Regions from separate parts of the Homo sapiens genome. Here region 1 is linked to region 2. The links are chromatin contacts, found by Hi-C or POLR2A ChIA-PET in ENCODE. All regions are on one chromosome and are shown on one strand. Each heading gives the region's core, a stretch centred on a gene start or an enhancer-like site at or near the end of the contact. The rest is flanking DNA. Distances are from core to core; before and after follow the strand shown.

The links. Hi-C counts contacts between places; a loop is a spot of excess contacts on that map. ChIA-PET counts read pairs that join two places held with the same protein, here RNA polymerase II (POLR2A). Pooled maps may share reads with other maps.
Region 1: a loop to region 2 is called in a map of B cell, with 13 times the contacts of the local background. The contact joins the enhancer-like site here to the promoter of TEX2 in region 2. A Hi-C loop is called at or near these places in 1 of 168 maps with a recorded cell type or tissue (B cell) and 4 of 50 pooled maps. POLR2A ChIA-PET finds 5 or more read pairs at or near these places in 2 of 52 experiments (OCI-LY7 and Panc1).

Annotation. Positions count from the first base shown.
Region 1 is chr17:64,983,294-64,990,025 of GRCh38, reverse strand. No RefSeq gene overlaps it. Among named protein-coding and RNA genes, the nearest start is that of LRRC37A3, 67 kb to the right of the region's middle. RefSeq lists enhancers at 3,594-3,643, 3,924-4,223, 4,841-5,120. Within about 2 kb of position 4,670, at least 28 of the 41 ENCODE cell types and tissues checked have a DNase peak (open chromatin) inside an H3K27ac peak, as active enhancers do; they include B cell and OCI-LY7, where a contact is called at or near this core.
Region 2 is chr17:64,261,927-64,268,781 of GRCh38, reverse strand. TEX2 (testis expressed 2) reads left to right here and starts at 5,522. Exons shown (of 12, transcript NM_001288732.2): 1 at 5,522-5,614. RefSeq lists a silencer at 5,325-5,934.

The sequences.
Region 1 (6,732 bases), core at 3,421-5,920, 720 kb before region 2:
CTAAAAATACAAAATTAACTGGGCATGGTGGTGCACTTTGGGAGGCTGAGGGGGGTGGATCACTGGAGTCCAGGAACTCAAGACCAGACTGGGCAACATAGCAAGACTCCATCTCTAAAAAAAAAAATTAAGATTAACCAGGGTGTGGTGGCATATGCCTGTAGTCCCAGCTACGTGGAGGCTGGGGTGAAAGGATTGCCTGAACCCAGGAGGTCAAGGCGGCAGTGAGCTGTGAGAGCACAGCCTGGGCAACAGAATGTCACCTTGTCTCTAAAAAAACACAAAAACCAAAACAAAACAACTCACTGCATTATTTTAAAAAAAACATATGTATCTTATGGGCCGGGTGCGGTGGCTCATGCCTGTAATCCCAGCACTTTGGGAGGCCGAGGTGGGAGGACTGCTTGAGCTCAGGAATTCAAGGCCAGCCTGGATAATATAGTGAGACATCTATACTACAATTCAAAACAAGAATAAAAAAATTAGCTCGGCATGGTGGCACACACCTATAGTCTTAGCTGCTCAGAGGGCTGAGGTGGAAAGAATGCTTGAGCCCAGGAGGTCAAGGATAAAGTGAGCCCTGATTGTGCCACTGCACTTCACAGAGTGAAGAGTGGGTGACAGAGTGAGACCCTGTCTCAAAAAAAAAAAAATAGCTAGGTAGATAGATGTATCTGCAAATGATTCTTAGGAGCAGCCCAGGCCTAGAGAGTTAAACCACCCATAGTGACTCACATCAACAGGCTCTTTTGTCAGAGGGCATTTCCATAATTAGAACTTGTGACCAACAAGTCCAGCCACGAGGATATATCACAAGTACTTGTCTCCAGCGCTGGTTTCTTAGCAAAAAAAGAACCTGTTAAATGTCAGGGCTTTGTGTTTTTGCCTTTGGGCTTTTGCCATGCCTGGTTATTGGGCACCTTCTGGTAATAAACAGTTAGTTGAAAGGAGCTGTTCCCATGTCTTATTTAATTCTCTCATTAAGCCTGTGGGCCAGAGGTTCTTATTGTTCATACCCCTGGATAAACACACTGAGTCCCAGGGAGGTAAAGTGCCTTGGCCGAGTGCCACCCAGGAGCTGGTGGTGCCTCAGCTGAACCCAAGTCCACGGACCGTGGAGTTCGCGCCCTCTCACTGTGGCACACGGGCCTGAGCCTCAGGAACACTGCAAAGTAGGTTGGCTTCCCCCTTACGGAGCCCCTACCCGGGACAGCCTCAATCCCTCAGGGCCCCTCTGTGCCCAGGTGCCTGCTTGGCTGACTGGGCAGCCTGGAGAGAACAGTGACCCAGAAATGCAAGAGGAGAGTTTCCAGGAGGACAGAACACTGGTGCTATCAGGTGCCAGGAGCAGCGTGTGCCACGCATGGCCCTGCTCTGCTGTGGCTTTGTGTTTTTGGTACATGCTGTGCCCTCAGCCTGGGCTGCCCTGGACTGGCCGTCCCTACCCCTCCAAGACTTAGCCCAAAATCATACTTTTTTTTTTTTTTTTTGAGATAGGGTCTCACTCGGTCCACCAGGCTGGAATGCAGTGGCACAATCTCGGCTCACTACAACCTCCACCTCCCAGGTTCAAGAAATTATCCTGCCTCAGACTCCCGAGTAGCTGGGATTATAGGTGCCCGCCACCATGCCTGGCTGATTTTTGTATTTTTAGTAGAGACACGGTTTTGCTATGTTGGCCAGGGTGGTCTCGAACTCCTGACCTCAGATGATCCATCCGCCTCGGCCTCCTAAAGTGCTGGGATTACAGGCGTGAGCCACTGCGCCTGGTTTCCAAAATATTACTCTTTTCCCCAGAATGGAAATACAATTATTATTCAAAATATAAGAGTAATCTTGGCCAGGCACAGTGGCTCACGCCTGTAATCCCAACACTTTGGGAGGCTGAGGCAGGTGGATCACGAGGTCAGGAGTTTGAGACCAGCTTGGCCAATGTAGTGAAACCTCGTCCCTACTAAAAATACAAAAAATTAGCTGGGCGTGGTGGTGGGCGCCTGTAACCTCAGCTACTTGGGAAGCTGAGGCGAGAGAATCGCTTGAAGCCGGGAGGTGGAGGTTGCAGTGAGCCAAGATCGTGCCACTCTACTCCAGCCTGGGCGACAGTGTGAGACTCTGTCTCAAAAAAAAAAAAGAAAAAAAGAGTAATCTTAAAAAATAAAAATATATGTTTTAAAACTTTTTATATATACATGTAAAATGTATATGCATATTATATATATGTTCAAATGTGTGAATGTATTTTTGTATTTATAAACACTTAAACTAAAATATGTAAATTTATGTATAAAACTATAAAATATGAACATGATATTATACTATGTATATATTTTGTAACCCTCATTTTCACTCACTACAAAATAAATGTATTTTATATGGTAAGTATAGATTTACCTAATTTTTTCAAGGTAAATAGTTTAAAAAATATAAAACTAGTAAATGCTCATTGCAAAAACAAATTGCTAAAAAATATCAAGAAGAAAGTAAACAGCACAAAAAGCCCTCCTTCTAAAGACAACCATTATTAACATTTTGGCAAACATCCTTTTTTTTTTTTTTTTGAGATGGAGTCTCGCTCTGTCACCCAGGCTGGAGTGCAGTGGTGAGATCTCGGCTCACTGCAACCTCCGCCTCCCTGGCTCAAGCGATTTTCCTGCCTCAGCCTCTGGAGTAGCTGGGATTACAGGCATGCACCACCACATCCAGCTAATTTTTTTTATTTTTATTTTAGTAGAGACGGAGTTTCACCATGTTGGCCAGGCTGGTCTCAAACTCCTGACCTCAAGTGATCCGCCCACCTCAGCCCCAAAAAGGTTGGGATTACAGGCGTGAGCCACCGTGCCCGGCCCAAACATCTTTTTTTACACACATATACACCCATATTTTTATATCAATAGTCTCAAATTATATATACACTGTTTTGGGACTTTTAAAAAAATTTCAGCAAGACCTTGTGGACATCCTTCCATGATAATACGCAGAGCATGAGATTATTCTTTTAAATGATTACATAATATTTTATTGTGAGAGCATAACTTTATTGAATTTATTTATAAACACTAGTGGCGAGCATCCATTTTTCAGCTTTTCACAATTAAAAACAACACTGTGATGAGCCATCCTTATATATGGATTCTTTCTGGAATAAGAAATAAATGGACTGAAAAATTAGAATGTACAATTCTAGAGGTCCCACGTTGTCAAATTATGTTCAGAAATGTGCACCGCGAAAAAGTCTAAAAGTTCAGCCAAGATTCACATGGGTCATTTCTGGGCAAAAGGACCAGGCATGATTTTGTTGTTCTTCCTATTCTTCTGTCCTCCTCAGCTTTTCTATTCTAAGTGTGTCCTTCGTTATGCTGATGCAAGTTGGCAATTTTACATTGCACAAGAATATATGGTTTTAATCCACGCAAGTGTCGCCTCTGACGATGCTCTCTTTCCAGTTCCTCCTGCACCACACTTGCTCTCATCATCTGCTACAGGGGAGGGACCTGCTAGCCCTGTGCCTAAGTTAGCACCAGCAGGAACCCACAGGTGTTCAGTGGGGAGTCGCTGACTGCCTTGGAGAAGCGTATTTGAGACAAGCTGTTAATGGCTCACGGTCCTAGGGTAACCCCCTCGGCTGGCACCTGCATTTAGGACAGCAGTGAGCCAAGCAGTTTCCAGCTTGTGGGAAAGAAGCTTTGAGGGGTCCCTAAGGGCAAGAAGGCCTTTCCTGGCTCAGTCCAATCAGATACCTGCTGTGGCTGTGCTTCTTCTGGCCACAGGTCCCTGTCTTTGTTGGTTCCCTGCACTGACCTGGCCAAAAGGAAGCTGCTTGCTTCTGGGCAGCAGCTGTCCCCTCCCCCAGAAAGTCTAAAAGGACACAGAGGACGTCTTCAGTATTTCCGTAGAGGTCACAAGCTAAGTGGGTCGCTGTCGCTGTTTTACGTTTGGTTGGTGCTGAGACACTTCCTCTTTCATTTATGTCTTATTCAGGCCACCTCCTCCATCCCCCTTGAAGACTGAAAAAGGGGAACTTGAAAGAAAAACCGAAAATTTCAGACCGAGCTATGGTGCAGGAGACCATGCTGTCATCCTGAAGCAGAGGCTGGGGACGTCACCAAGAGGATCACAGCATCCTCGAGGGTTCACTGAGGCCACTGCCCAGGCTTTCTTTTCTTTCTTTTTTTTAATAGAGATCAGAGTCTTGCTAGGTTGCCCAGGCTGATCTCAAACTCCTGAGCTCAAACAATCCTCCCACCTCAGCCTTCTAAAGTGCTGGGTTTACAGGCTTGAGTCACTATACCGGGCTGACCAGGGACTTTCTTCCTCCCCTCATTCGAACTTTCTTAGCTCCCACTCAAGTCTTCCTAAATGCTATGTGGTATTCTTAGGACTCCTAATTCCTAATTTTTCAGGAAGTGAAATGATATTCTTAAAGTAAAAACCAAAATCTGCTTTTGCTCAATTCTTTGAATTTACTGTATTTATATGCCATATATAGAGAGAGAGAGAAAGAGAGACAGAAAGAGTGCATGTAGATATACACACACAAATGTATACACACACACACACACACACACACACACATCAGATTGTGGTAGCTTTTGGAAACTCTCTAAGGCACAGAAAATAAGTTGCCTGACAAGACATCAAAGAATTGCAAAAGAGGCCACAGCCCCAAAGGCCTTACTGACTGCTTTGTGATTTGTAGCATGACTGCTGATAAGCATCTATTTGCTTCAGTAAATAGAAGTTGAATCATAACATTTGTTCCAGGAAACAGTAACTGAAGTCGCAAATCATAAATAATAAAGCATGAAAAATCTTCTTTTAACCTAATGGACTAAAAGATTTCTTGCTTTTTTCATTTCTGCTAATGGCCTCTCTCCCTTGGCACTGCCAGAGCTGGCCCATTAAAGGTGAATTGAGCCTCAGTTTGCAGGCAGGACGTGGTCCAAAAGATCATTTGTAAGTTGGTTGTTTGGATCAAAGAATGTGTTTTCTCCTAGAAACCGTTTTTCTCAGGGTGACTGGGTTCTCAGGTTCGCTCGCACAGTGCTGTTCAACTTCTACTGAAGCTGAGCTCTGGGTCTTTGAGGGCAGGTTCTCTGCAGTGCAGGAGGGAGAAATCAGGTCACCTGCTGCTCCTTTGCATAGAGACCTGGCTCTGAGCACAATTTAAGCATAAGTAGTTTTCTTTTCTACTTTCTCAACTCCCTTTTGGCGTCCAGGTCCAGGGCCGTAGTCCCTGGATTGCAGCACCCTTTCCTAAAGTGCTTTACCCACCTCTGGGCTGCTTGCCTGCTAAGGGGGGTCTGGGACCCCAAATTACCCACTATTCCTGCTTCCTGACCAATCAGACTTCCATTTCCTCAGAGCAGTTGATATCAGCTAAGGGCCAGGGGAAAAGCAAAAGGAGAAGATATGAATTCACACTAGTAGGTGAATCATGGAGAACCTCTTAACCCTCTTAATATCTTCTCATGTTAAAATGAATTAGTTGTGAGACTTGAGAGTCCTTGTGGCAGTATGGGTTAGGGATGAACACGGTGACTAAGGATTCGGAATTCACACACACATTAGTAGGACTCTTAGGCTCTTCACTGCACCTGCTTCCAGAACACTGGCAGTCAGTTAGGAAATGATCCTACTCTGGAAAAAAAATGCAATGGTCGCAGAGAAGAAACTTTCAAGTTCAGACACTGGGGAGAATCCCCTCAGTGAATAAGCTGATTATCTGCCAGATTGCCTCTGAGAATAAGCCACATTCATGCACACAGAACCCCCCACCAGTTTTTTGTGCCTCATAATGAAATCTTAACAGATAGCCAAAGATTACCAGATGTTTATGGAAAGTTCTAACATGAAACAAAAAGACCAAAACAGAGGAAACAACAGAACAAATCTTCAAAAGTAGTATAGTTACTATCTATAGAGAAATAAGAAAAGGCATTTTATCCATGAAATAGGATGTATTTTAGACTTTCAGGATGCCGTAACAAAATATGATACACTGGGTGGTTTATAAACAAAGAAATTTATTTCTCATGGTTCTAGGGACTGGAATCCAAGATCAAGGTGCTGATTTGGTGTCTGGGGAGGGCCTGCTTTCTGGTTCAGAGATAGTGTCTTCTTGCAGTGGCCTCACGTGGAGGAAGGGGTGAGCTGACTCCCTTGGGTCTCTTTTATAAAGGCACTAATACTATTCATAAGGGTTCCATTCTCATGGCCTGATCACCTCCCAAAGGTTCCCATCTACAAATACTATCACGTTGGGGGTTAGGTCTCAACATAGAAATTTGGGGGGACACAGACATTCAAACCATCGCAGGGTGCAAAATAAAATAATCATAACAAGAAAGGGATTTTGGCTATTGAAAAGCAGAATAGTTTAAAGTAAGTATTCAAAAGAAAAGATAGAAGATAATTTATAAAGTCTGGGCACAGTGGCTCACACCTATAATCCCAGCACTTTGGGAGGCCGAGATGGGTGGATCACGAGGTCAGGAGTTCAAGATCAGCCTGGCCAAGATGATGAAACCCCATCTCTACTAAAAATACAAAAAAAAAAAAAATTAGCTGGGTGTGGTGGTGGGTGTCTGTAATCCCAGCTACTAGGGAGGCTGAGGCAGAGAACTGGTTGAAACCAAGAGGTGGAGGTTGCAGTGAGTTGAGATCGCACCACTGCACTCCAGCCTGGGCAACAGAGCGAAACTCTGTCTCAAAAAAAAAAGAAAAGAAAAGAAA
Region 2 (6,855 bases), core at 4,273-6,772:
AAACCAGTCACGAATGAGGCTCTCCCCCTGCCCCCCATCTTGGAGAGCCGTCCCAGTGCTGGTGCAGAGTGAAAAGAAAGTGTTGGAGGCTTGCCCAGTCCTCAGACTGATTATTTCCCATAAAGGATCCAGGGGAAGAGAAAACCCAGGAGTTGAGCATCTTTAGAAACTCCAGTTCTGTGGCTGCACCTGACCTTGTCATCACTCGGAATGGTTCACCAATGAACGAAGTCGGCTTCCTCTCACCTTTCCTGCCACCACATATTTCCTCCCGTCTATCCCCTCTCCCTTGGATTTCCTATCCCGCATGGAACCCATGACCTATCACTTCAACCACCCTGTTGTCAGTGTCCCCAACTGTTTAGTGTTTCTCCTGTCTGTCCATCCCTAACCCTGGATTCTCCATACCTGGCTTCTGTGGCCAAGCCCCAGAGAGCCATCCATCCAACTCCACAGACCTGGTGCCACCACAAACGCATGGGTCTCCCAGAATCCTCCCTCTCCATCGGGCAGTTCCCACTTTCATTCCTCTTGGTGGCTTTCCAAACCCTCATGGTTCCCCTCAAAGCCCTTCATCATCCCCTCCCCACCCACTCTCGAGAGATGACTTTGCTTCCTACCCTGGCCCAGGGCTACTCTCTTGTCCCCTTGGGACTCCTTGGACCCTATCCCATCAGTCCTCCACTGCACAGTCTCTTCATTCTTCTTCTTCTTCTTCTTCTTTTTTTTTTTGAGATGGAGTCTCACTCTGTTGCCCAGGCTGGAGTGCAGTGGTATGATCTCAGCTCACTGCAATCTCCATCTCCCGGGTTCAAGCGATTCTCCTGCTTCAGCCTCCCGAGTAGCTGGGATTACAGGCATGCACCACCACGTCTGGCTAATTTTTGTATTTTTAGTAGAGACAGGGTTTTACCATGTCGGCCAGGCTGGTCTCTAACTCCTGACCTCAAGTGATCCACCCACCTCGGCCTCCCAAAGTGTTGGGGTTACAGGCGTGAGCCACTGCACCTGGCCGATTCTTCTTTTTTCTTAGCTCTTCTCCTCAGCCCAGCTCTAGGGAGCCTCTACATTTCCAGCCACATCTATGCTGCATGTGTCAATGACCCTAATCTTCTAATTTCGAAATCCCAGAGCATACTTTCAGGCCTCTTCTAATTTGACCATTCTGTGGCATCTGTTGCTGTTGACTGCTCTCTCTTTCAATCTCTTCTCCCTTGGGTTTGGTGACTCTTACTTGGGTTTTTGTAAACTTTCTGGCTTCTCTTCATAATGAACTTCATCTGGCCACCCCTAAAAACATTATTGGGTTCCCCAAGGGTTCTAAGTGCCTATTCTGTGTCCCCACGGCTCCTGGGCTTCCCTCTAAGGAAGCCTATAATGGTCTATCAACGTGTCAGTTTCTCTACTAGATCTAGCATCTACAAGTGCCTTCATCTCTATCCCCAGTACTCAGCCCGCCACCTGGTACTGAGTGCACAGTGATTGCTCATTAATGGTGTGGCTTGTGGCATGATGATCCCTAATCTTTGTTAGATATACAAGTGGATCAACTTTTTGGTTTTCTGTACTTCTTAACCATTTCTGTCTCCAAGAATGCAATGTCAAAAACAGAATTAAAAATCTTAGGCTGGGCATACTGGCTCATGCCTAATCCCAGCACTTTGGGATACCGAGGCAGGAGGATCATTTGAGCCCAAGGGTTCATGACCAGCCTGGGACAACACAGCAAGACCTCATCTCTACAAAAAGTAGAAAGAAATTAGCCAGGCATGGTGGCGCATGCCTGTAGTCCCAGCTACTCAGGAGGCTGAGGTGGGAGGATCACTGGAACCCAGGAGGTCAAGGCTGCAGTGAGCCATGAGTGTGCCAGTGCACTCTAGCCTGGGTGACGGAGAAAGACCCTGTTTCAAAACAAAAAATAAAATCTTAGAGCATTTTTTGGTTTGTTTAGAAATTGGTGAGAAAATAGGGATTATCTTGAAATGCAATAATTGGGAATCTTTCAAGTATATCAGAACCTATGTGGGCTTAACCTGATAGTTGAAACCTGGGTTTCAAGAGAGCCTGGCATGAGGGTTGAGGGGTTGGGGGTAGAGAAAGAGGGGAGAGTATTAGCTTGGGCTTGCATTTCTGTGACTTAAGATCCTACTCTAGGTGAAAAAATTTAGATCACTTGGTACATGCTATACATATAGAGTAGCTATCTGGGGGACAAAGTAAGGAATCTTGCTTGATATCTGAATTTAGCCTCACAATCCCTAACCTTTTTCAGAGGTACTACAATGAGTCACAGATGCCAAGCTCTAAAATCACTCTTTTAAGCATGATTTGAGCCAGGCACAGTGGCTCACGCCTGTAATCTCAGCAGTTTGGGAGAGGTTGAGGCAAGAGGATCGCTTGCACCCAGGAGTTTGAGACCAGCCCTGGCAACATGGCAAGACCCCATCTCAAAAAAGCCTGGTGGTTACGGTCATGAATGCTGGCTCTTCCTTCAACTAGCCCTGCTATCCTGGACACATCACTAATCTGTGAACTTCAGTTTCTGCATCCATAAAAAGGAGAAAATAATGGTCATATCTACCCTAAAGAGTTACTGTAAGGTTTCAGTGAACTGCTATGTTCCAGGGACTTGGCATAGTACCTGGCACATAGTAACCTCTTAATAGGTAGGAAACAGGCCAGGCGCAGTGGCTCACACCTGTAATCCCAGGACTTTGGGAGGCCGAGGCTGAGGTGGGCAGATCACCTGAGCTCAAGAGTTCAAGACCAGCCTGGCCAACATGGTGAAACCTTGTATCTACTAAAAATAAAAATAAAAAAAATTAGCCAGGTGTGGTGGCGTGTGCCTGTAGTCCCAGCTACTCAGGGAGGCTGAGGCAGGAGAATTGCTTGAAACCAGGAGTTTGAGACCAGCCTGGACAACATGGTCTCAAACTCTTGGGCTCTCCTCCTGAGCGGGGGTTGCAGTGAGCCAAGGTCACGCCACTGCACTCCCGCCTGGGCAACATGACAGAGGCTGACTCCATCTCAAAAAAAAAAAAAAAAAAAAAGGTAGGAAACATTATTGTGTTATGATATGTTCATTTATTTTTCAATGCATCCAAATTCCTCAGATTTCAAAAAGAAGGGATCCTTCTAAGTGTTCATGCTGGATCTTACTGGCTTCTAGTTTGAGATCTGGTTGGTAGTGTATTAATTAATTTAATGCTTACGTGGAGCTTGGTAGGGAAAGGAGGTTGGTGGGCACTCTGAGAGGCACATTGCCAGCTTCCAAGGACCTTTGCAAGGGGCAGCTCCAGGGCCCCTACCCTTTCTCTCTCTCTCTCCCTGAGGCAGGGGGCTGAAGATGTGGCCAAGGAGAGCTTCAGGCTGTGTCTCCATTGGTAACTGCCTTTGTTGCACATTTCCAGAAAACCACAACTGGAAACCTCTTCTGTTGGGACATGAATTCTTTTTCCTTTGGGAAGGGCAACAGAAGCAAGTGGTGATCCCAGGCAGTAATGCCTGCAGCCCAGAGACTGCATTCTCATGAGGCTGATCAATCCTTGTGCAGAGTTGTCCCTGGCAACACAACATCCATCAGAAATCACAGCACAAACAGGGTTATTGTGTGGAGGCCATTCCAAGAGCCTGAGATCTGTGTGGGAGGCAGCTGACCTGCAAGATCTAGTGGGCGAGGGCTGACCTCCAAGTCTGAGGACAATGACTTCTGGGTCAGGCAGGTGTCTGGGATACTAGGAAGGGGAGAGGAATGTTGCCAGGAGGGTAGGCAGGGCTTGCTGGCATTGGAATGAGGCACCAGAGTAGCAGGGCATTCTTCTGGGATCATGACTGGGCCTGGTGGTGAGCCGGAGTGTGTCTGCCATTAAGATATTTATGCACTGTCTCACGGGTCAGAGAACTAGCCTGGCTTCCCTCTGCTTGAGGCATCAAATCTTCTTCCTGCTTGAGGATTTCAATCTTTCAGATGTTGTTTCATCTGGGTCCAGTGCCCTTCTACACTCAGTTCTTGGCATGACTTATTCTGTTATGAGTGTCTTAGTAGGTGACCTCCTCCCTTACTAGCAAGTCTCCCAACCATATTACTAATTCTGAGGATGAAAGGAGTTTGGCTTTCATTTTGCCAATTGAATTTGAATTTCATGACTATGATAGACTCAAAACACGCACCTGAGTGTGGTCCTTGTACCACTTGCATTAGAATCACCTGGAGGGAGGGGTGTCGAAGGCCATCTCAGACTTACTGAATTACAGGTTCTGGGGTGGGACTTAGAGATCTTCATGTTAAAACCCTCCAGGATGATCTGACGTTGAAGATCTGACATTTGGGACCCACTAATGCAGGAGACACACTGACACATCTGTTTGTTGTCTTGGTCCTTTCTTGTGGTGGGTGGGAAGTGCAGAGGGGCAAGGACTACGGGGGAAGGGGGAACTCTCCCTATGTGCCAGTGCTTCTGCCAGCCAACCCAGGTTCGCAGAAGATAAATGCACAATGGGCATTGCCATCCCAGGAAGCTCATTCTAAGTGAGAATTTACCTCGAGAAGTCACTTTACCTCTCTGAGCCTCAGATATTGCCTCTCTAAAAATGAGTAGTTAATACTATATAAGTTCTAAGCTCTAAGAACTCGTGGCCAGGCGCGGTGGCTCACGCCTGTAATCCCAGTACTTTGGGAGGCTGGGTCCGGCGGATCACGAGGTCAAGAGACCGAGACCATCCTGGCCAACATGGTGAAACCCCGTCTCTACTAAAAATACAAAAATTAGCTGGGCATGGTGGCACGCGCCTGTAATCCCAGCTACTCGGAAGGCTGAGGCAGGAGAATCGCTTTAACCCAGGAGGCGGAGGTTGCAGTGAGCCCAGATGACGGCACTGCACTCCAGCCTGGCGACAGAGCGAGACTCCGTCTCAAACAAAAAAACTAGTAACAGAGTTAGTTCAGGATAGGATGTGGTAGTGTGGTAGTCAGGTGGGGGAAGTACATAATGCGGGAAACTGGGAATTTGCCTTTTTAAATCAATGTCTGCAGTTGGATGGGGATAGATACGTCTGATGGCCCTCTAAAATGCAAATCGAGTGAATTTGCCCAGGGGGATACCCCTGGTTCTCCGCGCCTCAGTCACCCCACCTCAACCCCCAGCCCTCGTCTCAAGGGCACTTGTTGCTGCTAGACTGCAGGAAGAGGAAATTAAGAAGTGCAAAGAGCTGGGGACAGTGTGCAGCCCCGTTGGGAGAGTGAAGCTTTTGTCCCCCTCACCTGGGGCTCTTCCAGGTAACCCTCCCCACCACTCCTCTCCCTAGCTCCAAGGGCGGTGGCCCCTTTAACAGACCTGACAAATCGCTCCCCCATTTCCGCGGCCTCACCTCGGCGCGCGGTAGAACTGGATTGGTTGGGCCTGGCGTGCCGTTTGCTCCGCCCCCGCGCCCTCTGGTTGGCGGCGGCGGCCGCGGGCGCGGGGCGGGTCCGCCGGCGGGGCGGGGCGGCGTGTGCCCGGGGGCGGGCGGGCGGCAGGGCAGCAGGACCGCGGCCGGTGCCCCAGCCGAAGCCGGAGTCGCGCGGCCGGGAGCACGGGCGCCGGCATAGTACAATGAGGCAGCCAGCGGATCTTGGGTGAGCAGTCTCAGGGCCAGGCGGGGGCGGTGGAGGGAGCGCCCCGCGGATAAGGCCCGGGCTGGGCGCGGATCGACCCCGCGGGCTTCAAAGTACCGGTCGGGTCCGGCGGCCCTTGGCGTGGCGGGGCTCGGCCCCCCACCCCGCTGTCATGGTTCAGGTATTGAAGGGGACGCCCACCCGCGACACCCCCGGGCAATCCCTTCCTTCGGGGCCCCGCCGGATGGCTCGGGCTCGACTCCGGCGGGAGGAGCTGCCGGCCCCGTCCCCTCAGCCTGCGGTCCCCGGCCCCGGGCAGGGAGGCACCGTCACGCGCAAACTAGAGGAAAACGGCTTGCAATTTTATGAATGGGGCCCCGGGTTCCTGCCGCCCCCCTCACCGGCGACGCGAAATGCTTGAAAGTCGAGAACCGCAGTTACTTTTACTCGAATCTGTCAGAGGTTGTATGCGCCCCGGTGGTTTTTCTCCAACTCCTGGAGAACGCGGGTGGCGGTGGGGTGGTTTGTGTGCTTTAGCAGGGAGGCGGCGGCGTGCCGAAATCCGGGGGATCGGAAGGTTAACAAGTGACATTGGGCTGAGGCCTAGCGCCAGGTGCCTTGCGGGGAGGCGGTGTGGCCGTGGACGCCGTCGCTGCTGGCTGCTGAGCACGGAAACCATACGGTGGAACCGGAGAAGGCGGGGAACGGCTGGCCACATTGCACCACACGCTGCCTAGAGCGTACGGCTGCCATGGGAGTTGGTGCAGGGGAGTCTTCCCCTTTTGAAAACGATTTTTGGAAAACTTAGCCCCTCAGTGGGTTGATAGTTACTTAAACCATCGGTTGTTATGGTTACTGGGCGTCAAATGTAAGGGCAAAGTCTGTTTCCACCCTCGCTCTTTCTCCAGAGCTATGAAGTACTTTGTCACTGTGTTTTACAGACACTGTCCAGGGAGGACATCCTTTTTTAGAGTTGAGGGAAAATTGTGGGCTCCTTGAGGGCAGGGCTCGTGCCACGTTCACGTTTGAAGTGCCAGCGTCTTCACACCATCACCGCTCTGCACATGCATTAAAAGGAATGAGGCTTTTACATGTTTTGAGGATTCTCAGAGGATTCAGAGGAGTCATTTCAGGAGCCAGGTGTAAGCTGGAGGGGAAACAACGAGTGACTTTTATATGGAAAACAATAAGGAAAAATGGAGGGCAGGTTATCCTTGAACTCTGGAGTATGGGGAGTTTGAGGAGTCTAGGTTTGTGAGTTT